Linked DNA regions of Homo sapiens: region 2 is linked to region 1. The links are chromatin loops, found by intact Hi-C in ENCODE. Cell type or tissue: gastrocnemius medialis. All regions are shown on one strand. Each heading gives the region's core, and the rest is flanking DNA. Links, peaks and the distances in the headings are about the cores only. Region 1 overlaps VLDLR (very low density lipoprotein receptor). Region 2 overlaps VLDLR-AS1 (VLDLR antisense RNA 1).

What was found. Hi-C counts contacts between places; a loop is a spot of excess contacts. Peaks named below come from ENCODE experiments on the same cell type or tissue, not always from the same donor. Only the 100,000 strongest peaks of a DNase experiment are listed, where the experiment ranks them.
Region 2: it touches region 1 in a loop (12-fold over the local background); 3 of 110 quality-filtered maps call a loop at or near these places.

What each region holds. Positions count from the first base shown.
Region 1 is chr9:2,658,017-2,673,774 of GRCh38, forward strand. VLDLR (very low density lipoprotein receptor) reads left to right here. Exons shown (of 19, transcript NM_003383.5): 19 at 1-2,040. It overlaps LOC105375957 (a long non-coding RNA gene), which reads right to left. Exons shown (of 3, transcript XR_929436.3): 1 at 9,922-15,758; 2 at 6,953-7,059. Among named protein-coding and RNA genes, the nearest start is that of VLDLR-AS1, 44 kb to the left of the region's middle. In gastrocnemius medialis, for the core only: a CTCF peak has its summit at 4,682; a DNase peak (open chromatin) is centred at 5,705; H3K4me3 peaks cover 1,419 bases; H3K27ac peaks cover 5,158 bases.
Region 2 is chr9:2,565,129-2,580,886 of GRCh38, forward strand. The region is part of intron 1 of VLDLR-AS1 (VLDLR antisense RNA 1); the gene reads right to left. Among named protein-coding and RNA genes, the nearest start is that of VLDLR, 49 kb to the right of the region's middle. In gastrocnemius medialis, for the core only: no CTCF peak of the experiment used is centred there; a DNase peak (open chromatin) is centred at 5,743; H3K27ac peaks cover 4,676 bases.

The DNA of each region.
Region 1 (15,758 bases), core at 1,483-9,482:
GGTACTTATTTCCAAATATGGAGGGAATGAATCTGAAGAGGGAACAATGGCGTTTTTCGAACTTATTTCTCTCTAATCCAGCCTGGAGGATTTTTAGCCGAAACAGTTGCATGTGAAGGATTATCAGCCATCTTTGCATATCCCTTTCACATCTACCTTCACACAGGAAAGCTGAATGCATTTTACCAGTGAGGCTCTAGATATGAAACTTAGGGATCCATAGATAAATAAGCTACTAACAAACTGATAACAGTGGTGTTCCATCTCTCTATCATGTCTCCTGAGTCCGTTTCACGTTTTTGAGCCTGGCTAATGAGAAAAAGAACAAAGTAGGACCATGACCCAGTGTTCTCCTGTAAATCTCACTGTAAAAATCTCAATGCAAAAACACTGAGACAGGAGTGAGACCAGCTGCGGGTGGGGAGTTTGTGCTCCGCAGGTTACCTCATGGCATATCAAAAATGGCTTTTTTCTTCACTGCGCTCAAGGAAAAAGTCAGATGGGTGACAAGGTGGTTCTGTTTAGAAGCAGCAGGCAATGTAGTTAACAGCATAGACTTCCGTGTCTTGTGTGTGGTACCTTGGGCAAGTTACTAACTCCCTCTGTAAAGTAGAGACGATGGGGACTGTCTCACTGTGACAAGGTAAGATTTAAGTGAGATGCACACAAAAAGCTCAGCACAGTGTCTGGCATCTAATATGTGCAGGGCAGATGTCACTACTGAATATCACATCAATGCTAGGGCTGTATTTACTGTCACACACAGGCACCGGTAAGTGACTTTACCGGTGAAAGTCACAGGTACCTTTATCTATGATGAATGTAATGTGTTAGATGGTGACCGAAGTGTTCTCCACTACACCTGTCTGAAGAGATCTAAGTCTGATATTTAAGGAGTGATAGCATCTTGCATACTTAAGAAGGCTTAAAAGACTGCATGGTTTAAACCCTAGAAACATAAATGGAATGTTTCTGCCTCAGTTCTTTTGACTACCTCCTAGGACATGGAAACAAATATTTGGGAGCCTGCATAGTCTTTAGATGGCTGCCAAAGCACTTAAAATCTCCTTTAAATTCTTACCATATGCTTACTTTTGTACTAAGTAAGTGCTCCCAAGTCTTTTACTTGCTCTTCACAGCAACCCTAATAGGTATCTCCATTTTACATAGGTAAAAACTGAGGCTACAAACAATCTATGGTTCCAAATCCTATGTGCTTACTGCCGTCTTCTCTTAGAAGGGGATGCAGTACTGTACAAAGATTGAGCTGGATGTCGCATTGCATGTTTGCTGAGTCCTCCTCATTGCTGATGTTAGGATCCTTCAACAGTTTCTCAGATGCCAGCTATGGCTGGCATCCAGTATGGTGGTGTAATGGAAGTGTACTACTAGCACTACTACATCAGGTCAGCACAGATTAACTCAGTTACGTGTTATACCTTCAAGACGCTAGACATTCCAGAATTATTTTCCTTGGCCATCCAAGTGAAGTAGAAGTAGATTGTTGGATTGCAAAGAAAATGATAAAGATTCCCTAAAGGAATTTATAAGCAGGCAACTTCATTCCTATGTATAAGATATTGGGAGAAAACAAACTGTACCACAACAAATCTTAAGTTTCAAGGCTCTCCTATAGGGAGAAACATGGCCAAAAAGACAGGAAGAACTGTGGCTTGTAACTCAATGATGCTATAACTCCAGCACTGGATCTTAAGTATTCTGGAATATACCAGATTGGTAGAACTACCAGACTTGGGTATTTCTCAGTTAACACACATGCAAGGAGGAAGAGAGTTTTTTTGAACAAAATGACTGGCTTTGACAAAACTATCTTGCTCTTTTTAAATGTCACTTGATACTAGAATGCGATTTAAAAGCATGTAATGCCTCAGGAGTCCGGCATATACAACCAAATTATCATGCTCAGGATCTTCAGAATTCTAAAGGCACATGTTAGAATGCAGAGTCCTGATGACCTGTCAATAAACTTTTTTTTACTAATGAACTGTACATTTAAATAAAAGTTTATTTTTGGGATAATTGTGAGCCTTTCCTTTCTCTAGAGACCTTTTATAAAAGCTTTTACTCAAATCTTTTTCCTTTTCTCAACTGAATCACTGAAGATGACTCAGTCACCCCTTTCTAGGAACAAGTAGGGCCACCCAGGTCTGGACACTTCAGGCTGAAAAACTGAGAGATGGTCCCTTTCTTGCCATATTTAGTACAGTTAGTGCCTCACCATGGACAGCCAGTATATTATCCTCTCAAATTTCCCCTCTCTACCCTTCCCATGAAAAAGACAGAAGTCAAAGCTACTGTTACTTAGTTAGGAATGTTAGCCTAGCACTTCCTTCTTGTAGGTGACTGAGAACAGGCCACACCTGGCTAAAGGGGGGCATATCCCAGGGCGGCAGGACAGGAAAGGACATTACAAGTAAAATCATTTTGATGCTGTCTCCTCGTTAGTTCTTAGATGGTCTGTGTTGAAATTCGTTTATAAGGCTAAAACTTTTGTGAGTCGTAGATATATTCCACCTAAAACTTTTCTAAGCAATGGCCCCAGTTGTTCGAATTAGTTGGGCACTAAACCTTGAAATTGACTCAGAGGATCCAAAAGAGTAGGAGAAAAATAAGTAAATCGAAGGAAAGAGAAACAGTCAAAAAAATATTTTAAAGCTCAACAGTGAGTCTGTAATAAGTGAGATATTGCATTTTGTTTGAGATGTTGATCTCACCAGCTTTGCAGTGAGGTGGATACAAGTTTGGATGTTTTTCCACTACTTAATCAGCTGTGGCCACAAGTAAGTTGCTTACCATCCAAGCTTATGTCCTCTTCTGAAAATCACAACACCTACTTTCATAGTTCTCATAAAAGAGAGAGGCAACACGTGTAAAGTGCTTCATTCAAACAACAGCTCTTTCCCTCTCTAGCACCAAAAAATAAATAAATAAATAAATCATGATTCATCTTTTTTAAAGTAAAAATCCTTATGTCTATTCGGAGATCTGATTTTGATCTGTACTCTTGTATTAAAATTCCATTTGCAAGTATTCCTTGTTAAATCTCCCCTTGAAATGCTAGCATTTGGTGATCTTTTTTTACTCAAAAAAATTAAAATGATTAATCATGCTGCACCTATTAGGTTTGCAGAAAGCCTCGTGTGTGACCCTCTGCTGATTAAAGAACACGGATGATTGGTTTAAGTTCACCAATTATTCAGAAATGTATTTTTAATTAGTGGGGGTAAGAAGACAGACTATACCTCATACCACTCCAGAAGATATAGCACACTCTTTGGATTTATCAAACTCAGCAAATATGATTGGCCCGCAATCTAGGAAATGTGAAATGCTAGATTTTAGGCATGAACATTTAATGTTATAGTGTTCAATTCAGAGGCATTTCTTGCCTACTGGTTTTGAGGGCAGAGAGTATATTTTATACCCTTAGTCATTGTTTATGTTGTCTTAAATTTACTCACTTACATGTGAGATTTGCTGATTTGTTCTTTAAAGATTTGTCCTTTAAAGTTTCAGGGAAATTTGCCTTTTGACCTGACCCCAAACAAGTAGCCCTGTGGTTTGCTAAGCAGGACTTCTAAATGCTGGAAGATAATTTTAAATAACTAGATAGCAACTGGCATTCCTCCTCAGACCTCAAGGGACTTAAAGTAACAGTTTCTAAAAGGTTCCAGAACAGTTTTATAATTGGCACATCCTAGAAGAAACATCAGTTACGGGGAAGCACACACATTTCTTAAACTTTTAACAAAATTGAGGAAGGATATATGGATCAGCCACATCAGAAGGTATCCCTCCTTATAGCCGCACATAGACATCCCCTATATGTGCTGTCTTTACTTCATTCATTTGTTTAGTGCCTGCTATGTACCAGGTATTGTTCTGGATTCTGGGGAACCAGAGAGAACATGAGAGGCCAGAGCCCCATCCTTCATGGTGCTCATTCTAGCTGGGAGTTAGGCACTGAACAGACATTTATATGTTAGGCAGTGATAAAATCTATAAAGATAAACAAAACAGAGTAAGGGACTAGAGAATAGCAGAATGTGCTATTTTAGATAAAGTGGTCAGGGAAGCTCTCCAAAGAGAGGATTTAGCAGACAACCTGGTGGAAATGTGTTATGAGCCCACTGAGGCATAGTAAAGACTGAAGCCATGAATAATGAATAATGAATCCTGAGGCATGAGCATGCCTGATTCCTCTAAGAAGAAGCAAGGTGGCCTTGGTAGCAGGAGGTGGCAGAGGCAGAGTGGGAGGAGAGAAAGGAAGAGGACCAAGTGATGTCAATTTCAAGAGCTGTGGTTGGGACTCAGTTTTTTTTTAAGTGACAGAACTTTTTTAGTGGGCTTGGGGCGATAGAATGACATCCAGTTTTAAAAGGCTCACACTGGCTGCTTTGTCTGGAATGGGCGGCTGGGAGGCAAGGGTGAAAACGGAGATATATTAGAAGACTCTGGTAGTGGTCCTGGTAGATGGACACGATGTGAGCTAAGCCAGTGGGGATGAAAGAAAGCTCTACTCCAGATTCGGTCCATCACAGGGGGTGTGTGCACAGGCTATCTCCCCAGAGTACGGGGAATTCAGCCTGTAGATGGTCCCTTAATCCAGGAGAATCTCACCAGTTCCTAGCTCAGCTGTGCCCTCTGCCTGTGGGATATCTGTTTGGCTGCCTCCCTGATTGGGCAGGGATGATAGGCTCAACACCAGGAAGGCTGGAAGAAAACAAGGCTGCGTGGAACGCAGGAGAAAAGCCATGCCTCTCCTCTCTAACCAAAAGAATTCAGGATTCAGAAGAAAAGAAGAGCCCAGAGCACGAATTCCAGCCCCCGAAAAGTTCAAAGGCTTCAACCATTCAAAGGAAGTTCTTTTCTACCTTCAGTGTAAAGGCCTTCCAAGGGACATATTTTGGCAGCATCATTTTAATATGGAGTTCCATACTAGCTCTTGAGTAATGGTCTCTGGAGGAATGTTTGTATGAATGGCATCATTTTTAAAAAATATGATGGCTTTAGGCAGGGTCCAGCATATCCTATCTATCCAACTGCTTTATATTTTCCCTGTTACCTGTCTGGTCTCTAAAAATATTGGAGAACTATCAAAACTACTTTCCCTAAGACATTTTAGAATCCTGGTATTTCTGAGTTAAAAGGAACCCAAAGGTCATTGAGTCTCTGATAGTTGTCTGATACAGGAGGCAACAGGCCCCATTGAGGAAGCAGAAAGTGGCCACCTAACATTACCAGGAAGGAGACCTCATTCAGCAATGTCTTAAGTCACCCACAGAGTAAGAATTGCTCTCATAGTAAGCCTGTAAATTCAACAATAACTTGTGACTCTTTAAGATAAAAAAAACAAACAAACAAAAACAAAACAAAAAAAAACAGGAATGGATGCTGTTTGGGAAAACAAAGCCTCCTAAAGCCAAAACTTTCAGGAAAGGATTCTTTGTATGTTAGGAAGTAAGGTGAGTCTCTGAAATGCATCCATGCATGTCACAGAAGCCAAATAGTAACAAACAGCTTATGAAACAGAAAGCAGCCTCTTCCCAGACATTAGCCCCAGTGCCTATTTCCATTCAGAAAACAAGGCCAACCTCCCATATGTCAGGATCCACTAACCTCCGGGGAGGACTATGCTGAGAACAGAGACTACGTGCCATTCTCCCTCTCTTCTCCCTCCCCTGCAGCAGGCAATGTGTTCCCAGTACTCTGTGAACTGTCTCTATTATGAGACAGATAATATTTCAGTGGGCCTACTTAATATTTTTAGTTCACCAAAAGTGGCACGCCGGTCTGTATGCAACTTCCAGTCTCTCAGAAATCCAGCGAAATGGGGGTGGAAAAAGATTATCTAAAACCAAAACCAACTGTAGCTTCTTTTGCCTTGGTAGGAGGGCTAGGGATGCCCCTGGGAAGGGAAATTTCTCTATAGCTACAAGGGAAGGAAAATCTGGATCTGCCAAAGGAGGTCCTGAGCCAAGTTTGGAAAGTAGGCTACAGATGGCTGCATTGCTCTGTATTCTGCAGAGAGAAAAGTCAAGTCAGGGATGAGGAAGTAGCTGTGAAGCAGCAGGGTGGAAAAGAGGGCAGAGGCACACGGTGTGCCGTGGAAATTTGGAGCTCAAGGTGACAAACAAGAATATCCAATATGCAATTTTGGATGGCTTACATTTTTGGCACTGTAAGCCCTATCACCTCCCTGATCCTTCAGTAATGTCTGTGGCACACACTAACACGTTGTGGGAGTGGCTTTTGATGAAAATCATAGATAGGAGCCCAGTCCTAGACCTGGGTTGATATGGCAACAGAACAGAGAAGGAACTTTCAGAACAATTTGTTAACTGAACGAATTAAGTCACTGAAGAGCTTAGAGTCAGAAAACATAAGCAACCCAGGGACTCTTAGAACTCTGGCTGGGACACTGGACTTTCTGCAGGATGTGGAATGGAAGTTCAACCCTGTATTATCTGGATATTCAAGGGCAGAATGACTCCAGATGATGTCACAAGCTATTAAATGTGTTAGATGGGATCAGGTGGCTTTTAAATACTATACACCCAGCATTTTGCTAGTCAGGATACAGAACTAAGTATAGCAATGGCTTGTAGGATCTTGGAATATCTTGAACTATGGAATCATCTTTCCAAAGTGTGAATATGACCATGTCACTCCCTATCTAAGATGACTTCTTGATGCCTACAGAATGAAGGCCAAGGTCCCTAGATTCAGGCTCAAGATCACCATGGCCTGACCCTGGAGCCTGCTGCTCAGCCCCGCTATGCCCTGCAGTTCCCCAGCCCAACTCAGTAATGCCCAACTCTTTGCAACCACTCCCCTCTCCCCTTCTCCTTTACTGCTGTTTCCTGTACAAGGCTGTGCCTTTGCTCCTCCTCTTCCCTCTGCCTGAAGTGCCCTTCTGGCCTTTACTTACCCGGCTCTTATTCTTCCAGGTCTGGGCTCAGATGTCTCTTCTTCCAGGAAGCCATTCCTGTTGTCCCAGTTTGGGTCATGAGTCTCTTGTATATCCAGCATATAATTCTACAATAACATGTATAACATCAGGTTGAGATTATGTATATGTATATAACTTCTTGACTGAATGAAACACAAGCTTCTTTTATATAAGAATTTAGTCTTTGCAATCTTTGTGCCTTGAGTACGTAGCACAAAGTTGAATGCTTTTTAAGTGCTCAAATACTGGATTGTAAAACTAAATTGATCCCATGATTGCAAACCATAGATTATTTTGTAAATAAGCATCCCAGTATTTAGGCCTCCAAGTAACCACTGTCTCTTGAAAGAAGTTTTCGTAAGAGGTTGTTTGCCTATCCCGGTGATTTCCTACTCAGCACACAAGTTACAGGTCCTATTGTGGATTTATATTCAGGGAGCACAAAGCTGATTTTTGCATACATATTGTTATAAAAAAAAAAAACCCTTACATCTTTGAAGGTAGACTTAAGATTTTGAAACAGCAAAATCGTTGCACTTTCCATCAGGGAACATAGTAATTGTCATGCTGGTTAATGCCCTTTTGAGACCCTCCATAGCTGTCCTAATGAGGAAGTCCTACAGATCGTATGTAGAGCTAATAACATTGATATGGTTTGGCTGTTTCTCTACCCAAATCTCATCTTGTAGCTCCCATAATTCCCATGTGTTGTGGGAGGGACCAGGTGGAAGATAATTGAATCACGAGGGTGGGTCTTTCCCATGCTGTTCTCCCGATTGTGAATAAGTCTCACGAGATCTGATAGTTTTAAAAACAGGAGTTTCCATGCACAATCTCTTTTTGCTTGCCACCATCTGTGTAAGATGTGACTTGCTCCTTCTTGCCTCCCGGCATAATTGTGAGGCCTCCCCAGCCATGTGGAGCTGTAAGTCAATTAAACCTCTTTTTCTTCCCAGTCTTGAGTATGTATTTATCAGCAGCATGAAAACAGACTAATAGAGCAAATTGGTACCAGTAGAGTGAGGTGCTGCTGAAAAAATACCAGAAAATGTGGAAGTGAATTTGGAGCTGGGTAGCAGGCAGAGTTTGGAACCATTTGGAGGGCTCAGAAGAAGATAGGAAAATGTGGGAGAGTTTGGAACTTCCTAGAGACTTGTTGAATGGCTTTGACCAAAATGTTGATAGTGATACGGACAGTGAAATCCAGGTTGAGGTGGTCTCAGACAGAGATGAGGAACTTCTTGGGAACTAGAGTAAAGGTGACTCTTGCCATATTTCAGCAAATACACTGGTGGCATTTTGCCCTGCCCAAGAGATTTGTGGAACTTTGAACTTGTTTCTTGAGGAATCATTACTCTGATAGACACAAAAACAATTCCTCCTATCCCCCACCAAAGCAGCCCACAAAGATATCTCCATCTCCTGAGCTTTCAGAGAGTGTGCTGTCTGGCAAGAGAGATGATTTAGAGTATCTGGTAGAAAAAATTTCTAAGCAGCAAAGCGTTCAAAGAGGTGACTTGGGTGCTGTTAAAGGCATTCAGATTTAAAGGGGAAACAAAGCATAAAAGTTCCAAAAATTTGCTGCCTGACAATGCAACAGAAAGGAAAATTCCATTTTCTGAGGAGAAATTCAAGCTGCCTGCAGAAATCTGCCTAAGTAACAAGGAGCCAAATGTTAGTCATCAATCCAATGGGGTAAATGTTTCCAGGGCATGTCAGAGACCTTTGCAGCAGCCGCCCCCACCCCGCCCCCGGCCGCTGCCATCACAGGCCCAGAGGCTTAGAGGGAGAAAATGATTTTGTGGCCCAGGCCCAGGGTCCCTCTGCTGTATGCAGTCTAGGAACTTGGTCCCCTGCAACCCAGCTGCTCCAACTATGACTAAAAGGAGTCAAGGTACACCTTGGGCTTTTGCTTCAGAGGATGGAAGCCCCAAGCCTTGGCAGCTTCTACATGGTGTTGAGCCTGCACATGCATAGAAGTCAATAACTGGGGTTTGGAAACCTCTGCCTAAATTTTGAGCATGTATGCAAATGCCTGGATGTCCAGGCAGAAGTTTGCTGCAAGGGTGGGGAGCTCATGGAGAACCTCTGCTAGGGAAGTGCGGAAGGGAAATGTAGGGTCAGAGCCCCCACACAGAGTCCCTACTGGGGCATCACCTACTGGAGCTGTGAGAAGAGGGCCACCATCCTCCAGACGCTAGAATGGTAGATCTTCCAACAACTTGCACTGTGTGCCTGGAAAAGCCACAGACATGCAACACCAGCCCACGAAAGCAGTCAGGAATGGAGCTATACCCTGCAAAGCCACAGGGGCAGAGCTGCTCAAGGCTGTGGGAGCCTGCCTCTTGCATCAGCGTGACCTAGATGTGAAACACCGAGTTAAAGGAGATCATTTTGGAGCTTTAAGATTTGACTGCCCACTGGATTTTGGATTTGCATGGAGCCTGTAGCCCCTTTGTTTTGGTCAATTTCTCCCATTTGGGATGGCTGTATTTACCTAATGCCTGTACCCCCATTGTATGTAGGAAGTAACTAACTTGCTTTTATTTTACAGAGTCATAGGCAGAAGGGACTTGCTTTGTCTCAGATGAGACTTTGGACTATGGACTTTTGAGTTAATGATGAAATGACTTAAGACTTTGGGGGACTTTTGGGAAGGCATGATTGGTTTTGAAATGTGAAGACATGAAATTTGGGAGGGGCCAGGGGTGGAATGATATGGTTTGGCTCTGTGTCACCACCCAAATCTCATCTTGTAGCTCCCATAATTCCCACATGTTGTGGAAGGGACCTGGTGGGAGATAATTTAATCATGGGGATAGGTCTTTCTCATGCTGTTCTCATGATAGTGAATAAGTCTCACAAGATCTGATGGTTTCAAAAATGGGAGCACATGCTCTCTTTTTGCCTACTGCCATCCATGTAAGACAAGACTTGCTTCTCCTTACCTTCTGATATGATTGTGAGGCCTCCCCAGCCACGTGGAACTGTAAGTCCATTAAACCTCCTTTTCTTCCCAGTCTCGGGTATGCCTTCATCAGCAGTGTGAAAATGGACTAATACAAGCAACATCTTCGAAAAAACACATAACCAGGGAAAGGAATTACATTGAAATGGTAACAGTCATCTAGGTTACTATACACTGGTGGGGTTATTTTTAAAGTTATCCTATAGCTTGATAATCACACCTGTTACTTAGTTTTTGTGTGTTTAGAATTGATGTGCCAACTAAGTACCTTAATTAAGCATTGCTTGATCCCACAGTCCTCATGGGTTCTTACCCTAGTTATCAGAGAGTTTAAAGTCAACATTTAAGCCTATGATTTATTAAGCATCTACTACAGGCACAAAAGGGTTCTGTGTACTCTGAAACAGATTATTGAGATGAAGTCCCTCTTATGTATAACAGTTTAATGGCAAAGCAAAGCTCAGTGGGTCCCAAATAAACATGCCAGACAGATAGCACACTCTCTGAAAGCTCAGGAGATAGAGATATCTTTGTGGGCTGCTTTGGTGGAGGACAGGAGGAATTATTTTTTGTGTCTATCAGAGTAATTGTTTTTCAAGAAACAAACCCCACTTTAAAAGCCCAATGAAACCAAAAGATCCTCCCAGAAAACATTTAAACTCATAAAATTTTACATTTAATTTCAGGAATTCCTGTATCTCCTGGTGTCTATGTATATGGGGATTCTAAAAAGGTCTATATCAGAAGTTAGAAACCTCTGTTTTATATACATTTAAATAAATTCACATTATCTATGCCTGTTCTCTTTTTTTTTCTAAAATCCCACACGTAAGTTCTCTGAGATACCATCAAAACAGAGTATTAATGGGTGGAAAAAATATCTTATTTAAAAGTAAAACATAGACATTTCTTTATGGAATTGTAACATTTGGAAACTTATCGACAAAATATTCAACTCCAGGAGTGTAATATTGGCTTACGCTATGAATATACCAAGTGTGTATATTTTGAATCTTGCAAACTAGGAATCACTTCATCACCATCTCCGTATTGTCCCTCTGGAGAGGCAGTATGCCATATGTAGAAGCATGAAAGCCAGAGTTAAGAGATTTGAGTTCTGATCTTAGTTTTGCCACTTACTTATTATAGTCGTGGTCAATTATCTTCCATCTCCATGCCTCCATTTCTGCATCCGTACAATGAGTGAATGATAAAATTTGACTTAGTTGCTTCACACAGTTGTTATGGGGACCAGACGGGATGACAGATGTATACGATCCAAATGTGAGCTTTTTTGTTTTGTTTTGTTTTTAAGGCACTTGAATAAAAGACATTTGCCATGGGTGCATTTTGCAGGTTCAATTTCCAGAAAGAAATTTTATTGAGGTTTGACATCACAGACTTTACAATGAAAATCACTGTGCAGAATGTTCTGTGTTTAAAATACCACCACCCCTGGTGACAATGCCAAGTCATTCAAACTAATGCCAAGTGAAAGCCATTCCCTAACAGTGTTTTTTCCCAACAACACTTTATTATATTAGAAATGTGCTTAGGCATTGTTTGGGTTGCAGTTCAGAAGGAAATGCTGAAAGATGCTTTCATAAAACTTATATTTGGGGAAATATTTTCATAAGCTGAAAAGGGCTTATAAAATATGATGGTTTCATATTATTATTTTTAGTTTAACTTACTAAACTTTTAAGTTGGCACTGGCCTGGCCTATCCTACCCTGAGAGCCAATGCAATAAAGTGAAACTCATTGAGATTGGCCATTGCAATCTGATAAATCGAATTTCAATATTGTTTAATAAAAATAATAAACAGTGTGGAATGAAATATGTTGGATATCATGCCCAGAACAGGAGACCATGTTTATTCAAAAGGACAAATCTCTGGTATCGAAGGAAGGTGGCAATATTACAGAGTTGTATTATGAATAGGTCCTTCAGATTTGTTTTGGTTTTTTTTTGAGATGGAGTCTTGCTCTGTCGCCCAGGCTGGAGTCAGTGGCACGATCTCAGCTCACTGCAACCTCCGTCTCCTGGGTTCAAGCAATTCTCCTGCCTCAGCCTCCTGAGTAGCTGGGACTACAGGTGCATGCCACCACATCTGGCTAATTTTTTTGTATTTTTATTAGAGATGGGGTTTCACCATACTGGTCAGGCTGGTCTTGAACTCCTGGCCTAGTGATCCACCTGCCTCAGCCTCCCAAAGTGCTGGGATTACAGTCGTGAGCCACCACGCCTGGCCCCAGTTTTCTTTCATGACTCTTTAAACCTAGAAAGAAAAGAAAATCTAAAATCGTCTTTAAAAAATTCTAGTCACTTAAAAATGCTGCAGTCTAACTCTGGTCTTGGCACTTCATAAAGTAAGTGTCAAGCCAGGTTGGATTTATTTAGCTGAATTAGAAACCTGAGGGAGCAGAATTAATTTTTCAGTGACAATGGTTGCAGCCCACTCATTGCCTCCCCATATAGAAAAATCTTTCAGACTATTCACAGTTTTCATCAAATGGGGTCACTTTCCCTTCTATGTAGGAAATTCCTTCCAGCCTGTGAAAGATTAAACAAAAGCTTTTTCTGCAGGAACTTTGGAAATTAGAATATAATGTTTTCCTGGGTGTTTATATTGCCCTCGCTGCCAACATATTTCCTGCCCATGGCTGCCAGGTTCATCTCTCCAAAACCCACTTTGCAAACATCATCTTTTTACCATAGAAACTATCTCAGGTTTCTGAGCAAAGTCGAAGCTCTTGAGCCTGGCATTCAAGGCCTTCCAAATGGCTTTGCTGGTAAATTCGACCAAATATTTAAGAAAGAAATAATACCACTATGACCTAATCTCTCCAGAAAATTGAAGAGAATAGAATCTTTCCCAACTCATTTTAAGAGATCAACGTTATGCTGATACCAAAACCAGATGAAGACATTACAAGAAAATAGATCAATATTCCTCATGAGCACAGACGAAAAAATTCTTAACAAAATATTATATTAGCAAATGAAATCCAGCAACACAGAAAATGGATAATACAACATGACCATATGGGGTTTATCTTAAGGATGCAGGGCTAGTGTAACAACTGAAACCCAATTAATGTAATTTGTGATATTAATAGATTACAAAAGAAACCAAGTGATCATCTCAGTAGGTACAGAAATAGCATTTGACAAAATACAGCATCTATTCCTAATAAAAAAATCTCAGCAAACTAGAAATCGAAGGGTACCTCCTCAACCTCACAAAAAGCGTTTACAAAATGTTTATAGCTAACATCACACTTAATAGCAGAAGACTGACTGACTGCTCTCACCCTAAGATCAGGAATAAGGCAAAGGTCTTTTCTTTCACCACTTCAATTCACTATTGTATTAGGGATTCTAGTCAATTCAATAATACAAGAAAAAAGAAATAAAATGCATCCAGATTGAAAGGAAGAAGTAAACTTTCTTTATTCACAAATGACATTATCAACTGTCCCGATAATGTTACAAAATCTATAAAAAAAGGTCCTAAACTTAATATGTGTTTAGCAGTTGCAGGATATAAATGCAGTGCACAAATATCAATTGTCTTTCTATAAACTAACAACAATCAGAACATGAAACTTAACAATACATTTGACATCATCAAAAATATAAAAACTTTAGGTATAAAGCTGACAAAAGACCTGAAGACCTGAACTTAAGAATGTAGCCTATTTTGATAAATGCTACATATGAATTGTAAGAGAATATGAACTCTGCTGTTGTTGGGTGGAGTGTTCTGCAAATGTCAATTAGGTCAAATTAGTTGATAGTGCTGTTCAAATTGTATATATTCTCACAGATTTTCTGTTTTTTCAGTTATTGAGAAAGGTATTGAAATCTCTAACTATAAATATGCATTGTCTATTGATTCTTGCAGTTCCATCAGTTTTTGTCCACATATTTAACACTCTACTCAGAAAAGTCCTGTTCTGTTTGGAGACTTCTCAAAGAATTTAAAATAGAATTACCGTTTGACCCAGCAATTCCATTTACCCACAGAAATATAAGTCGTTCTACCCTGAAGACACATGCACACCTATGTTCACTGCAGCACTATTCACAATAGCAAAGACGTGGAATCAACCCAGGTGGCCACCAAAAGTGGACTGGATAAAGAAAATGCAGTATGTATACACTAAAGAATACTACGCAACTATAAAAAAAATTGAGATCATAGTCTTTGCAGCAACGTGGATGGAGCCGGAGGCCACAATCCTAAGCAAATTAACGCAGGAACAGAAAACCAAATGCCGCATATTCTCACTTATATGTGGGAGTTAAACATTGAGTACACATGAACACAAAGAAGGGAACAATAGACGTCGGGGCCTAACTGAGGGTGAAGGATGGGAGAAGGGTGAGGACTGAAAAACAACCTATCGGATATTATTCTGCTTACCTGAGTGTCAAAATTATCTGTATACCAAATCCCTGCAACACACAATTTCCCCGTGTAACAAACCTGCACAGGTACCCCTTGAACGTAAAATAAAAGTTGGAAAGAAAAAAAAAAAAGAAAAATCCTGGTCCGTGCCTGACAATAATAGCTTGTGTGAAAGCGCATGCGCACACTCACACACACGCATGTGAGGGCACCTATCAATCGTTGTCACTTATAAATGCAAATGAAAATATTCCAAATAAAATGCTAGCAAATTAAATTCAAAGATACCATAAAGGGCATAATCCACCATAACCAAGTCATAATTATTGTGCTATGCTAGAAAAATTTAATATTAAGAAATCTAATATGGCACATCAATGGATCAAATAAGACAAACCTTATAATATAAAACGTCCAAAAGGCATTCTGTAAAATGGAATAAGCAATTTTAAATAAAAGCTCTCTGAAAACCAGGATTACAAAGACACTTCTTTAAAATGATAAAAATATACAGCACTTTTAAATCAATAGCCACTTTCATACTTAATGATAAAATACACCAGAAGCATTTCTTCTGAGAGCCTCAATAAAACAAAAACGCTGGGTTTGGCTGGGCATGGTGGCTCATGTCTGTAATCCCAGCACTTTGGGAGGCTGAGGCCAGTAGATCACAAGGTCGGGAGATCGAGACCATCCTGGCAAACCAGTGAAATCCCGTCTCTACTAAAAATACAAAAAATTAGCTGGGTGTGGTGGTGGGCACCTGTAGTCCCAGCTACTTGGGAGGCTGAGGCAGGAGAATCGCTTGAACCCGGGAGGCAGAGGTTGCAGTGAGCTGAGATCACACCACTGCACTCCAGCCTGGGTAACAGAGCAAGACTCTGTCTCAAAAAGAAAAAAAAAAATGGTTTTTTTCCCAAAGATATTTGCAACTTGCTCGCTTCCATTCTTCATGTTACATGTCCCCACTGGCCCCAGGGCTCTTGAATTTCCTCAGTTCATGCCAGAGGCAGTTGTTGCAGGTTACTCAATAGGGCTTGGTGTCATAGGGTTTATACCTCAGGGTCATAGGGCTTATACTTCACATCTAATTTGGCCAAATAATTATGGCAAAAGCTTCTGTGAGCCACATAGATTAAATGATGTAGAAAATAAAAAGTCAAAATTATTGGGAAAATAATTTCCTTATAGCTGCATCAAATGGGACAAACTTTTCTTATAACTGTTTGGTCTTATTTTCAGAGTTCTATTTCCTGGCCTGTCTTATTAACACATCCTTTGTCGTACAACTGAAATATCTATAGCAATAGGAATTATACAGTGAGAATATTTTTTGTTTTAATAAAATACTATTATATTATGCATATTTTATAGCCTGCATTTTTTCACTTAGCCATACAT
Region 2 (15,758 bases), core at 2,653-10,652, 92 kb before region 1:
TAGACAAGACACATTATTTTTTCTTATTGTTTAGAGACAGGGTCTCACACTCACCCAGGCTGGAGCACAGTGGCTACCATAGCTCACTGCAACCTTGCACTCCTGGGCTCAAGCGATCCTCTACTTCAGTTTCTGAAGTAGCTAGGACTACAGGCTCATGCCACCACATCCATTTACTTTTTAGTTTTTTGTAAAGATGAGGTCTTGCTATGTTGCTCAGGCTGGTCTCAAACTCCTGGCCTCAAGCAGTCCTCCCACTTTGGCCTCCCAAAGTGCTGGGATTACAGGCGTGAGCCTCCACACCTGGCCTTAGACAAGAAACTTTCTATTCACACTTCCTACTCCTAATTAAGCATCTATTTTTTTTAAGACTGCTATTTCCAGTGTTACATATACAATTGCAAAACTAACCCCTTATGTAAAGAACTGCCAATGACCTTACATAACCCATTGGTAGACTGGGGAGTAATCTCTGCAGGCCTTCTCCCTTGGATTATGAACTTCCCTTAACAAACCATGATGCTACTGATGAACCATTCATCACTGAAAGATATTTTCCAGTGGGGCTAAAATATTGACGCTTACCTAACTACTAGTAATACTATTTAATCTTCTTCGGGGGCAAATTTGCCACAGCCACGTATGGCGAAAGGTACAGCCAGTGACTGTAAGAGAGAATCAAGCAGATAACATAGGGATTGAATCCATGAATGGTTTCATTGAATCCATGTACCAGATGGCTGCTCATCATCCAGTCAGAAAAGAGTTAGGCTTAGACAGTTTCAAAATATAAACTGGTAGGCTATGAACAGAACTAAAAATATAATTTAATTCCACTGAGTTCTATTTTTGGGAATAGCTAGGGGCTATTTACTGGTACATCCTTGGTGAATTACTAAGGGTTACTAAATAAATTAAACTTAGTATATTGCCTGAATTTACCAAGGATTTAGTCTATATTTTCCTAAAATGGCTTAGTACCAAGCAATACTTGCCAATGTTTGAAAGCTCCCACTGGGCATGCCCCACATATAAATAGAATTCCTGCAAATTTTTAGAAACGGTACATAGGGAGGAGCCTCACCGCTGTTGATTTGAGTTGGTCAGGTTTTTAATCACTGTTAATTTTCCTTTTTAATTATAAATTCCTCTCAGTTTAGCATCTTCATTATGGATTTAGTTTGTGCAGGGTTGTTCAGTAGTAATAGCAACTACTATTTGAGTGTTTAGTCCAGGCCCTAGGCTGAGATCTTTACATGTTCATTTGCTGCTCTTAACACCCTTTCAAGACAGATAATAGTATCATCCTCATTTTACAGATGAGGAAACTAAGGCACAGAGAAACTAGACAACTTGCCTATGATCATACAGATAGACACTGCAGAAGCAGGACCCAAACTCAGGGATCTTCACGGTAGGTCGGAGGTCAGCAAACTTTCTGTAAAGGGCCAGATACTAAGTATTTGGGGCTCTGTAGACTGTAGGGTCCCTACTGAACTACGTCGTTGTAGCCCCAAAGCAGCCTTAAACATTACATAAACAAATTGGTATGGCTGTGTTCCAATAAAACTTTATTTACAAAAACAGACAGTAGGCAGGATTTGGTCTCTGGGCCACAGTTTGCTGACTCTTGCTCTAGATCCCTTGCTCTTAACCACTATGCCAATAATATTTGTTCTCTTAGGTTTCAGTGAAACACATATACAGACTAGGAAACTAAAATGCTCCAAGAGCTATATACTGAGACAGAAAGGCATTGCAATTCAAATATTAATCAACTGTGCCTTTATCGATCAAGAAGATATGAAATGTATGCCTGTATAGCAGTACGTTCATTGCTGATGTGAAGAAATTTTGCTTGCCTTTTTTTAGCTGCAAATTATTTGATTAAACTTATACTGCAGCATTCTAGAATGCAAAATCGATACATAAGCTTACTATTTTAAAGTAGGCATAAAATCCACATATTTTGGGCCTCAATGCTTTATATAATCTAGTTTGAACATATAAGGTAGAGAGTCAAGAGGTCGTTTGAACCACTGGGATGGCTATAGTCCAAAAATATTTGAGAGCCATCACTCTGAAGAAATGAGTAGGAAAGGTTCTGGGGCCAAATCATATCTTGGAGGAGATCCCAAATGGCAACAGCAAGGAGTGAGGGCATTTTATACTCAGCAATAGTTTAACACAATGGTTCCTGTTAAGGGCTAAATTGTGTTCCCCCAAAATTCATGTTTGAAGACCTAATTCCCATGTGACTATATGTGGAGACAGGGCCTTTACTGAGATAATTAAGTTTAAATGAGATCACTGGGTTGGGTCCCAAATCCAAGAAGACTGATGTCCTTCTAAGAAGAAGAAAGGACACCAGAGCTAACACTTTGCCCATGAATACACAGAGAAAAAGTCATGTGAAGACACAGAAAGAAAGCAGCCATCTACAAGACAGGGAGAGGGGCCTGACCAGAAATCAACCCTCTTGGAACTTTCATATTGGACTTCCAGCCTTCAGGATTGTGAGAAAATAAATTGTTATTTAAGCCATTCAGTCTATGTTATTTTGTTATGGCAGCCAGAGCAGCCCAGTAAGTGTCCAACTTGTGAATGTAAAAAATTATATGAACTTCCACAAGCTATTAGTTATTCTATCTTCATTAACTGTTGACTGAAATGATATATAAATACATATATACACATACAAATAACTAGATATAATGAATTCAGCAATACCTATATGTTACTAATCATAACAACATATAAATAGATTTGTGGGAAAAAGTTGTATACATATTTGGGAGATTTGATTTTATTCAGGTTCAGATAATGCTTGATATTAATGTGTTTTCACAGTCAACACCCTTACAACAGTTACTCCATTGACTTCTTGGGATCCTCAGTCTCTGGGGTAGTAATCATCTATTCCCCACCCCTTTTAAGTCTGGCTATATTAGGATTAACTTGGGCTCAGTCCCTCTTCTGCAGCTGCTTCTCTTGATAGAGGGCATGGCACACACACACCCAGAATAAAATGTGTTAGTCACAGTTTGAGTAAATGATCTAATTGCAGGGATCCCATGAGCCAGGACAGATTTTAAGCCAGGAAAGAGGCATGGCAGCAATGAGATTAAAAGCTGACCTGTTGCTATCTATCTTACCATCTTATTTGCCTGAGACTAGAAGCTCATTAGGAAGAAGCACCAACATCTTCATCTTAAACCTCTTTCTATATCCCTTATGGAATTTATAACTGCATGAGCTTAGTTAACATTGTTTAATAAAAGAGGAGTCCAAACCAGGTGTTTCCAAACCTGGCTCATCATCAGTGTTACCTAAGGAGTTTTTAAAACTGTGGGTGACCAATCCTACCCTGTGCATGTCTGAAGGGTAGAGATCAGAGGACCTGCATTTTTACTATGCTTCCTCTGTTAATTCTGATGTAGCCATTTCAGCACCATTTCTCAGATTTGCATTTGATAACTGCATTAGATGAATATAGCCAATGGCCTCAATTAATGGTCACCCCATATCCTCCCCCTTTGCCCTATAACTGTAGTGCCATGCCACTGTGACTCTGAGCTTGCCCCAAGTGACTTGTTTTGGCCAACAGAATTTCAGCAAACTTGATGCAAGGAGAGACTTGGAAAAGTGCTTGCCTGCATGTCTCCATTTTCTCTCTTCAACCCCTGTCACTGCAATGAGACTATCCAAGGCTAGCCAGGTGAAAGGGTATGAGAGACACATAAAATAGGGCTGAGTCATCCCAGCCAAGGCCACACTAGACCAGCCATCCCCTAGCCTACTTACCAGCTGGCTGAAGATGCATAAGTAAACCCAGTTGAGATCAGTCAAGACCCATTTCAGACAGCAGTATCACCCAGTGAACTGTAGACTTGGGAGAAATAATAAATGGCTATTATTTTAAGCTACTAAAGATTGGGGTGGTTTGTTCCAAAACACAGCTTACTGATACAACAACCATGATGCAGACCAACTGGAGGGATGGAACGTCTAAACTAAAGGCTGGTGTCAGAGAGACTTGTAGAAATTTTCAATGTCTATTGCACAGGATGAAGAAAGACAATTTTCCAAGGTCACGTATATGAGAAGTGCCAGGCTACAGTTTAGTTTAGTTGGTTTGTGTCTTCCAAAGCAACAGCATGTAAGCAATGTTTCCCAAATTTATTTGACCACAGAGCCTTCTTTATCCCTCACTCCTAAACTAAGAATCAGACAAAATGAATATTCCATACAGCATACGTTGGGACATTATTTAAGATCAATTGGTCTTCATCCTGCTTCCATGTTGTTCCAAGGGGTAGAGCTGCATTTAAGGCATTATAGTTACAGGGAGAAGAATTGGGATTAAACATATTCAAGCAAGGATTTGTCAACTATGAGAGTTATCCAAAGATGAACTTGCTGGCCTTGTGAAACAGTGACTGCAAACCCCAAGACTAAAGGTATTCAAAGAGAGAGAAATCTGAAGTGACAAGTTAACTTCCTTGAAATCTTTATTCCCCAATAACATGACAAAGGCTTCCGATTACTTCTTTCAGTTCTAAGTGGTGTGACAGTTCATTTTATGTGTCATCTCGGCTAGGCTATGGTGCCCTCTTGTTTGGTTAAACACTAGTCTAGATGGGATGTGAAGGTATTTTGTAGATGTAATTAATATTTGTAATCTGTAGATTTTTTAGGTAAAGCAGATTACGCCCCATAATGTGGGTAGGTCTTATCTAATCAGTTGAGGGCCTTTTAACAACTGAGGCTTCCCACAGAAAAAAGAATTCTGCTTCAAGACTGCAACATAGAAATCCTGTTTGAGTTTCTCTCCTACCGCCCTGCCCTGCGGATTTTGGACATACCAGACCCCATAATTATGTGAGCAAATTCCTTAAAATAACTAGAATAATTCTCCCTTTTTCCCTCTCTCTGCCCCACCACACACACACACACACACACACACACACACACACACACACACACGTATATGTACATATGTGTGCACACACATATGTATAGATGTGTATGTATATATGTGTGCACACACATGTGTATAGATGTGTATGTATATATGTGTGCACACACATGTGTATAGATGTGTATGTATATATGTGTGCACACACATGTGTACAGATGTGTATGTATATATGTGTGCATACACATATGTATAGATGTGCATGTATATATGTGTGTATATATGTATATACATATATACATATATACATATATACATATATACATACATATATACATATATACATATATATACATATATACATATATACATATATATATACATATATATACATATATACATATATACATATATATATACATATATACATATATACATATATATACATATATCCTATTGGTTCTGTTTCTCTGGAAAACCCTGACTAATACAAGTAAATATCAAACATCGTTTATATTTTATCACAATCCTGGACTAAAATACCCAGAAGTTCTACCCTGCTTCCTAATACTTGCCTTGGAATCAGAGTGTTAGGTTTCCCAGGTTTCCTGTGTGGTTCCTCTAAGGACTCCTGTGGGTAGTCAGCGGAGAACCAGAACTCCTAGTTGCATTATTGTGGTAGCCAGGAGGTGACATTTCTCATATTCCCTTTTTAAGAGGGACAGATTTTATGAGTCACCTTGGGTGGCATAGCAATTTTGCAGCTGCGTAATGTTTGTAAGAAACTGACAGTCCCTCATGAACCACAGTGACCCAACTTGGCAGGGCCCCAGCACCTATTTATGGCCTGAGATACAGGGGAAGAGGTCACAGGAGGAGGTTCTCTCTTCTGGAATTGAGCCAGACAGACGATAACACTCTAGGTCAGAGTTAACACAGTCTGATTCACTGCAACACGTTCTCTGAATGACTTCCTAGGAGCCTAACTGAACTACTACAAATCCAGTGTTGATATCCAGTATGTAGCCACTTAGAAAAAGATAAAAAATAAAATAAAAAAGAGAAGGTCAATAATAAAAAAGAAGGCTTTAAGAGAAATAAACAAAAAATACCAAGTGTAGCCCAGTGATAGTGGGAATACAGACCTGGAACAACCCCCTTGCTCAGTTATGTGCCCTGTTCACATTACTCAGAAGACCTCACACTGCAGCTGCCGCCAACAGTAACTAGTGCCTCGAGGACAAATTCTTGTTTTTCCTTGCCTAGTTCAATACCTAGCACATAGCAGGAGCTTAAAAACTATTCACTGAGTCAATGAGCTACTAAGGACATAGAGCCCTTCACATCCACGTAGCTATTCAGCCAGGATTGTTTTTCATCCTGTCATTGAGCTTCACAAGCCCAGTATGATCCAGCACCTGAGAATATTTCTTTCTAAACTAGCCCTGATACATGTGTGCAGTTTCTGGGTTCTTAAAATCTTTAGAACTAAGGTCCTTATATTTGGATACTGTGTTTGTATTCATTTTCTAGGGCTGCCAAAACAAAGTAGCATACACTGAGTGGCTTAAACAACAGAAATTTATTTTCTCAGAGCCACGGCTAGAAGTCTGAGATTAAGATGTTGACAGGGTCGGTTTCATCTGAGGCTGCTGTCTTTGACTTGCGGATAGCCATCTTCTGTTTTTATCCTCACATGATTTTCCCTCTGTAACTGTCTGCATCCTAGTCTCATCTTCTTCAAAGGACACCAACCACATTGGATTAGGGCCCACTCTAATTATCTCATTTTATTTCATTATCTCTTTAAAGATCTGTCTCCAAATTTAGTCACATTCTGAAATACTAGGGCTTAGGAATTTGACATACACACTTCGGAGGGTCACAAACACATATACACACACATATAAGATACATGTAATAGGTAAATAAATCTTTTCACAGCTTTAAGGTCAGAAAGGGAAAGTCTTTACATCTGTTCTATCTTAATATCTTTCTCTGATTGCATACTTAGAACCCTCCATTAAGTGTGAAGGAAGAAAAACTATAGGATACAATCTCTGTATCTTTCCTCTAATTAACAATTAAACTAACTTTAAACTAATTAATTGATTTCTTTTTCATGTATCTCAAATTTTTATTTCCTCTTTGTATTAAGCTGTTCTTGCCTTGCTACAAAGAAATACCTGAGACTGGATAATTTATTTAAAAAGGGGTTTAATTGGCTCACAGTTCTGTAGGCGTACAGGAAGTACAGCAGCATGTGCTTCTGGAGAGACCTCAGGAAGCTTCCAATCATGGCAGAAGGCAAAGGGGGTACAGGCACATCACAGGCGGGAGCAAGAGAGAGTGGAGGTGGTAGGTGCCACACTCTTTTAAAGGATCAGATCTTGCCAGAATTCACTGTCATGAAGATGGCACCAGGCCATGAGGGATTCACCCCATGACCAAACACCTCCCACCAGGCCCCACCTCCAGCACTGGGGATTACAATTCAACATGAGATTTGGGCAGCAATAAATATCCAAACCATATCACTCTTTTAGAATTCTTGTAAGCTGAAAGAAACAGAAACACAGGAGTCTAGAAGTGGCCCACGGAGAAGTTGTTATGTCCTGAGCTCCTTGAGAACAGGCTGGGTCTTATGTCTGTATACTGTGAGCATATACTACATTACCTGGCATGGAATGGTTGTTCTAAAAATATATAGGTAAACGATGTGTGCAGGAAAACAAACCTCATGCTAGGTTCCTAGTTTTATGTTCCAGAAACACATTTGCCCCCTAAGCAATGTTAATATATGCTGACTTACGTTGGCCCATTGCATGCTTAACTTTTTAAAACACATTTATATATAATTACCTATTTCCTGGTGTTTCAACAGACTTGTTTGCAGCCATTTAAGTTAAAACAAAAGATAAATGTCTGCAGAGTATTATCTACACATAAACAAAACCCTAATAGCATCAATCTGTGAGACAACATTGTCCATTCAGAGATGAACTTCACCAAAACATACACTAACTGTCACTCATGGGGCTCCCTTGACTCCCCATTGCTAAGAGAGTGTATTCAAGAGTCACATACCTGTCAGGGTCAGCCTTGCATCTGACCTTGGCTTTGCCCTGGCCAAAGAGGCAGCAGTAAGAGGCAAGTGTGGGAACTTGGTTAATCTTCAGCACCTTTCTTGTTTAATACTATCAAGGTATTCCTTTAATGGGCCACTGATAAGGAGACTTTGTTGCTGAAAATCTTAAAAATTGAATGTCTAACATTCTATATCTGACCTGTGGCTGGTTATATAACTCTGATCCTTGAATGAATGATTCTGATCTGGTTAACCTCCTATCTTCTGTCTCTGGACCAGACTACGTATACTCTAGATCCTGTTATGACATGGTTGTCTATCTAGAAGGGGGATGTGGAAATAAATGATAATTACTACAACACAGTGACTAATCAGCAAGTTGTTTTCTATTTGTTCATTCAGAACAAAATTAAAACAAAGAAAACGTAAACTGGCTGGGCATGGTGGCTCATGCCTGTAATCCCAGCACTTTGGGAGGCTGAGGCAGTTGGATCACTTGAGGTCAGGAGTTCGAGACCAGCCTGGCCAACATGGTGAAACCCCATCTCTACTAAAAAAATACAAAAATTAGTTGGGTGTGGTGGTGCATGCCTGTAATCCCAGCTACTCAGGAGGCTGAGGCAAGAGAATTGCTTGAACCTAGGAGGTGGAGATTGCAGCAAGCTGGGATTGAGCCACTGCACTCCAGCCTGGGTGATAGAGTAAGACTCTGTCTCAAAAACAAACAAAAACTAAATTTATTATCCTCCCTGTTGAGACTGAGGAATCTTGATTAATAGATACATAGATGGGTCACAACTTAATTTCTTGAAAAAATTCATTATCAGCTGTAAATCTGCTGTAACCTAATGATTCTGTCCTCCCATTAAACATCAATGACCAAATCCTGGAATGCCACTTGCCAGCACTCACTAGCATTGCCATATAGTTCCACATCACTAGGTGGGGTTAAAAGTGTGATATGATGAATGCTGAACTCAGAGTCATAAGGACAAAAGTTCAAAACTCAGCTCCATAGTAGCTGTATTCTCTCAGCAAGTTACTGAGCCTGCTTTCTCAGTTCATCAAATCAAAATACCAGCATCCAACCCATAAAAGAAGTGCCACAAGGATTAAATAAGATAAGGAATTATGCCATCAATTAGTCAACATATATTTACCGAGTGCATACTAAGTGCCAGGCACTGTTCTGGGACCTAGGGAGAACATCACTGTGAACATCCCTGGTGGGACTCTTATGTTGGTAGGGGTAGAGGAAGTGATGGAATAGACAATAAATGAGCAGGGCAAAGAGAGACGATGAGTAATACAGCCTGGGGATAGAAGTCTGTTATTTTATTAATAGGGTGACCAGGGAAGGCTTCTCCAATGAGAGAACATGCACAGAGCTTAGAATGAGGTGCAGGAATGAAGCGTGCACTTATGAGAGGGAAAGAACTTCCCTATGCCCTAGAGAGAAGAGCAGGCACAGATGACCCAAGGCATTGTTCCTTTGCATAAGAAAGCACTGTAATCACTATTTTCAACCTTGGTGCTAGGCAGTGAAGAACCTAGTGGATTATTTTCAAGGACTGAAATACCAACATTAAATTTTGTTATCTCTTGCATAATTCAGAAGAAAACAATTGTTCCTACTGACTGACCCTAGAAAATACTTATTAAGTGTTTGTTAATGCATAAGATTTATCAGGCTTTAGAAAACCATTCCACATAAATGGATATTTCAAATGATTGATTACAACCCACAGACACACCAATACTTTAGGTACATTGACAAAAATAATCCTAAAATAGATTACACTCTTCCTTGCCCTCTTAAACAAAGGACACTGAATATAGTTCCTAGAGACTCAGAATCATTACTGTGAACATTAGTCATTATGATGCTCACAGGAACCACTGACCTCCATAGAGGGATATGTCCCTGCACTAAACGGCCACTCTTAAAAATAAAATATTAGCTGGGTGCAGTGGCTCATGCATGTAATCCCAATACTTTAGGAAGCCAAGGCAAGGGGTTGAGGGAAGGGAGGGTGGCGATTGCTTAAGTCCAGGAGTTCAAGGCTATGGTGAGCTATGATCGCACCTCTGCACTCCAGTTTAGGTGACAGAGGAAGATCCTGTCTTTAAAAAACAAAACACAAAACTTAAAAAAAATAGATAACAATTTTTCTTTGGTCCTTCCCTAGCAAACAACAACTTTCTTTTGATTGCTATTGTTATGTCTGACTTTGCAGGGTGCTATGGGCTGAATTGTATCTCCCCCAAATTCATATGTCGAATCCCTAACCCAATGTGATGTGTTTGAAGGTGAGGCTTTGGGGAGGTAATTAGGGACCAATGAGGTCATGAGAGTGGGGCCTATATGCTGGCATAGTGCCCTTATAAGAAGAGACATGCAAGAGCTCACTCTTATTCTCTCTCCATGTGCACATACCTAGCAAAGGCCATGCAAGAAGGGGGTCATCTGCAAGACAAGAAGAGAGCCCTCACCATAAACCTAAATTGACCAGCACCTTGATCTTGGACTCCTAACCTCTAGAGCTATAAGAAAAAAAATTCTATTGTTTAAGTTACCCGGTTGACAGTATTTTGTTATGGCAGCCTGACCTGACTAGACATAGGGTGACTGCATTTCCATTTCTGATTCACTGCTTCTAATCTCCTGTGAACTGCTTGATTAAATTTTGCTTAAAATAAACATTTGGATATGCTCCATGGGTGCTGTTTCGTTTACTTTGACTGTTTAGGTGTCTTCATTGTCTACTTTCAAACTCCAAGTTAAATTCTGGCATTTGGAAGTTCAGTATTTACATTTGTTTTCTAGGCTGCTAATAACTAAAAGCTGTTTGGGAAAGTGAACAATGCAGACCATGATTTCTGTTTTTTGTTTTTAACTTAAGGAAAAAGGGAAAAGCCTTCAATTGTTCCTCACATCTGAGTTAGGAGAAGAATCTTGAAGCCCTCTCAAATTCAGACAGAAAAGAGTTCCCTTTGAGAAATCATAATTATATTCTGACTGTTAACATTTTTGGTGCGAATGGTTGAAAGATGGGGGCAGGAGGAGCAAACATTAAATGCATATGCTAGCATTTATTTTATCTTCAGGGATATACTTAAGATGATATTTTTAGATGTTAGCCCTTCCTCAGAGTGTGAGAGTATTTGGGAGCAAGGGAGGATTGTTGCTTATGAAACCTCTGGAATAATAAAAATAATTAGTGTGCAGTTCACATCAAACCTATAATTACTGTGGTTGGGTGACAAGATATGCATCAACTGCAAAAGACTATTATTCTCAGAGTAAATAATATAACTTCTGACCAGTTTTAACATTTGCTGTAGGTAGAAGAAGCTAGAAGCTTGTGGGGGTGGGGGATGGGGTAGGAGAAGGCTGAAATATTTTTCTAAGATTTTAGCAGTTGGCTTAACAATGAGTGGCTAAGACACTTAACATAGGGGGGTCAAGGAATATCTGATAAGGACCCTGCTTAGGAGATGAAATTTTAAGATTGCCAATTGCTAATAAGGCTCTGAGGAGAAAAAAAATGTACTTTTTGAGTAGTGACTTGTTATTTCATGTACATTTTACGCCACGTATATATTATTGAGGGTTCCAGGATATAAGAGAGGAAAGGAAATGGAGCTTAGTTATAAAGCAAATAAGGAGAACATTTACTGATTTCAACTTCCACCTCTGGAGCACAGCCAAGTGTGTCATGTGGGTAATATATAAAATGGATACAAATACTCTATGGGCCAGGTGCCAGAACTTTAGGAGTGGCAATTGAAAAATTTAAAAATCCAAGAAGAAAATGATTTGACTCTCCCTTGTCTATCTCATAAGCACAGGTTCCTAGTAGTGCAGTTAGGTGTCTACTATCTGTCTCCCCAGCAAACTTTAGCATCTGGCCAAGCATAATAGCTTAGAGACAGTAGGGCAGCTAACAAATGTTTGTGTAAGAAATAGCTACATTTGTGAGACAGTTTACTAAACACTCTCACCTAAATTATTACTATAGCCTCCTATAAGAGAGAATGTGTTATTCTTCCCAATTCACAGATGATGAAGGCAAAACTCAAGAAGTTGAGTTCTTTGCCCAAGATCAAACAGCTTAAAAAGGGATCAAAGAGAGGTTTCTAACTCATACCTACCTCTAAATTCAGTGCTCTTTTCAATCACTGTTTGAAAACAATATACTAGTTGTAATTCTGTTACATTAGTATACACACTATGTTTTGTAACTGCTATGTCTGTGTATAATGTTGGCTTTTATAATGTGAGTTAATTGTCAAACAAATCACTTTCATGCTGAAGATGGTGTAGAGAAAATAAATCAAGTCCAAATCCAAAAAAAAAAGAAAACAATACACACCAAATAAAGAGGCATATTGATCCTACAGCCCTGGGCTTGAGCACAGCCTGGCAGCACAATAAATATTAGCTTCAGAGTAACAATCCACATCCAAATAATTGGTTTCATATTCTACCTTCCACTCCTAACTTATTTCAGATACCTAAGTCTACCCAAAAGTACCATGACATCCTGGCTTAGAAAGAGCATTTCATTATATACCCCATCATGCACCTTTTTCACTAGGAAAATATGTATTTGTTTACAAGCTTTCTGACTGTAATTCATTGCACAACTCTCAATCGATTGTCTGTGGGCAGCACCTGAAAGACAGAGCTTATTTGCAATGAATGACAGAGTAATTTCTAGTGATGCTCAAGCTTATGGACCAGCAAGACCAAATGTCTTAAGTGAGATTGAAAATGCCACCAAATCAAATGGTTTTGAAAGTTTTTCAAAGTTTTAAGACTTTCCAAAGCATGCACAAGAATCACCAAGTTACTCATCTATGCCAGTAGTTTGCATTGAAAATAATTTCAAAGGCTACTTTTACATGGTGATTCTGACCCAAGATTTTGTTTTCCAGAAATGTCTTATTTCAACTCTTTGATCCTATCTTCTACCTGGAGTATTTTGTATTCTATTCTACCACACATCCTTTACAGCGAATTTATCTCACCTCCACCAAAAGGTCATGAGAATTTCAGGGGTTTCTTCCTTTCTTGAGTTGCATTAACCTCCTCATTTAAATCATTAAGTTTGACACTTAACGTGTGATCATCTGTAATTTCTTCACGCATATAGTGTTTTATTTCTTGTCAAGGTAATACCTTCTCTAAGGATAAGGACTATGTATTCTAGACTTCATACTATAGCAAAACCCCACAGATGGATAAAGTAACTACATTAATTCTTTACAATAGTGGGAACATAAAGGGAACTGATTACACAGAGATAGAAGAGTTGAGAAGCCAAACGGAGTATGGCAACCCACAAGATAGCAACAGTAGGAAGCCTCTACCATCCTTAGAGGTGGGGGAAGTAACGGAAAGAATGGGATCAGCATAACTCAGGTGGCAGGGCCTTCCAGTAAGAGCTGGAACCTTGAAGGAGACAGAGCTACTGTCAGAGAAACCATAGAAAACAAAAACAGAAGTGAGAATACCTTGACTTCTCTTCCCTGCTCTCACTCTCCAACTTTCTACCAGTGCCTCCTTTTGGTCACATATCCTTGGAAACCAAAGAGTGAGGGAGCTTCTATCTATGATACACATCAGAGAAGAAAAGGAGTATATCTGAGAAGAAATATACTGAGAAATATATCTGAGTATCTCTCAGAAGTATATCTGAGAAGAAAAGGACTAGATCTGAGTATAAACGAGCAATTTACAGAATGGTTATCAACAAATTCTCACAGGTAGATACAGACATAAATGAATTCAGATGCAATCATTGTATATTACAATTCAATTTTTCCCTTTAAAAATGATTAGTATGAAAAACTGCAGGATGATAGACTGTTTAAGGAATGTATAGAACAGGATTTTGCTTCTGGTAATGGTAGACCAGGAGATATGGACTAATTATCCTGCTGAGGATAACTAAGATATACACACTCATACACATATACATATTCTACTTCACAGCATTAGAGAGCTAACATAATAGTAAAGATCCAATGTTTGAGGTTTTCCTCTGGGGCATTTTCCAATTCAGGAAGTGGTAGCCAAATGCATAGGTAGCACTTTTGGCAGTCTCATGGGGATAAAGTCACAAATGTTGGATTATTGGGCTTGGTAACAAAGCCTGGGTCACCCTAACAGTGTTGATCCAGATGTAGACCAGCTCTTCTAGGAACTTTAGTTCAGCTTTAAATCATCTTTATCCCTGAAATTAGATTACAGTGATTCTAGATACAAGAACCACCAGGCACTTAGAAGAAAACATAAACCTTCCCTGCAGAAAGAAATTATTATAGGCATCAAATTATTTAAGCAAATAATTTTTCAATACAATTTCTGAAACAAAATAAAAGCAAGAAGCCAAGAACGAGAGACAGTAGAACCAACAGATAGTGGAAATAGACCCACTGTGGATCCAGATATTAGACTTTCAGGCATGAATTTTAAAATAACTACAGTCACTAAATATTGATAATTGCTGGAACTGGGTGATGAGGTCTTTCAGGTTCATATACTTTTCTCTCTACTTCAATATATATCATAATTTTTATATGGAAAATGAAAAAAAGTCTATGAGCCAATCCAAAGAGAATTTTAGTTGCCGCCTTTGCTGCTACCTCATCAAGAACACACTGAATACCACTGCCTGAGGAAACACCATATCATCTCTCTGACATTCATTGGTATGGCATAAATAGCAATGAACATAGACTACTTAAGAACATAACTATGTGTACTCTTTCAAGGAAATAAAAAGAATTCAGCTCAGATTATAAATTATTTCTTAAAGGACTTAAGAGATTGGAAAATAACCAAGTAAAAATTCCGTAATTGAAAAATACAATAGGCTGGGCGCAGTGGCTCACGCCTGTAATCCCAGCACTTTGGGAGGCCTAGGCGGGCGGATCACGAGGTCAGGAGATCGAGGCCATCCTGGCTAACACAGTGAAACCCCGTCTCTACTGAAAATACAAAAAATTAGCCCGGCGTGGCGGTGGCCGCCTGTAGTCCCAGCTACTCCAGAGGCTGAGGCCGGAGAATGGCGTAAACCCAGGAGGCGGAGCTTGCAGTGAGCCGAGATCGCGCCATTGCACTCCAGCCTGGGCGACAGAGCGAGACTCCGTCTCAAAAACAAAACAAAACACAACAAAACAAGACAAAACAAAAAAAAAACAAAAAAGAAAAATACAATAAACAAAATTAAAATGTCAGTGGATCAGTTTAGAGCAGTTTATACCACAGCTCAAGAAAGATTTAATGATAGATAACTAGTGCACAGGATCAGAAAAAAAAATCCTCAGATTTAAGCATAAAGAAACAAAAAGTTGGCAAATATTTTTAAAAGAAAGTAAGTGGGTAGTGAAAATAGTGAAAATCTCTAAGACACATCTGAAATACTGAAGAGAAAGGAGAGAAAGAATGACACCAAAACAGCAGTTGAAGAAACATTAGCTGAGAATTTTCCAAAATGATGAAAAACAACAAATTGTGGGTTCAAGAAGTTTTATGAACTCCAAGCAGGTTAAAGAATCAGTTTAAAGGAAAAACTTTGAAGATAAGTTTTAGGCACGTCATGGTAAAACTATTAAACCTCAGATATAAAGACAGAACATTTAAATACAGCCAGAGTAAAAATAAAATTGCTTTCTGTGATGGTTAATACTGAGTGTCAACTTGATTGGATTGAAGGATGCAATATTGATCCTGGGTGTGTC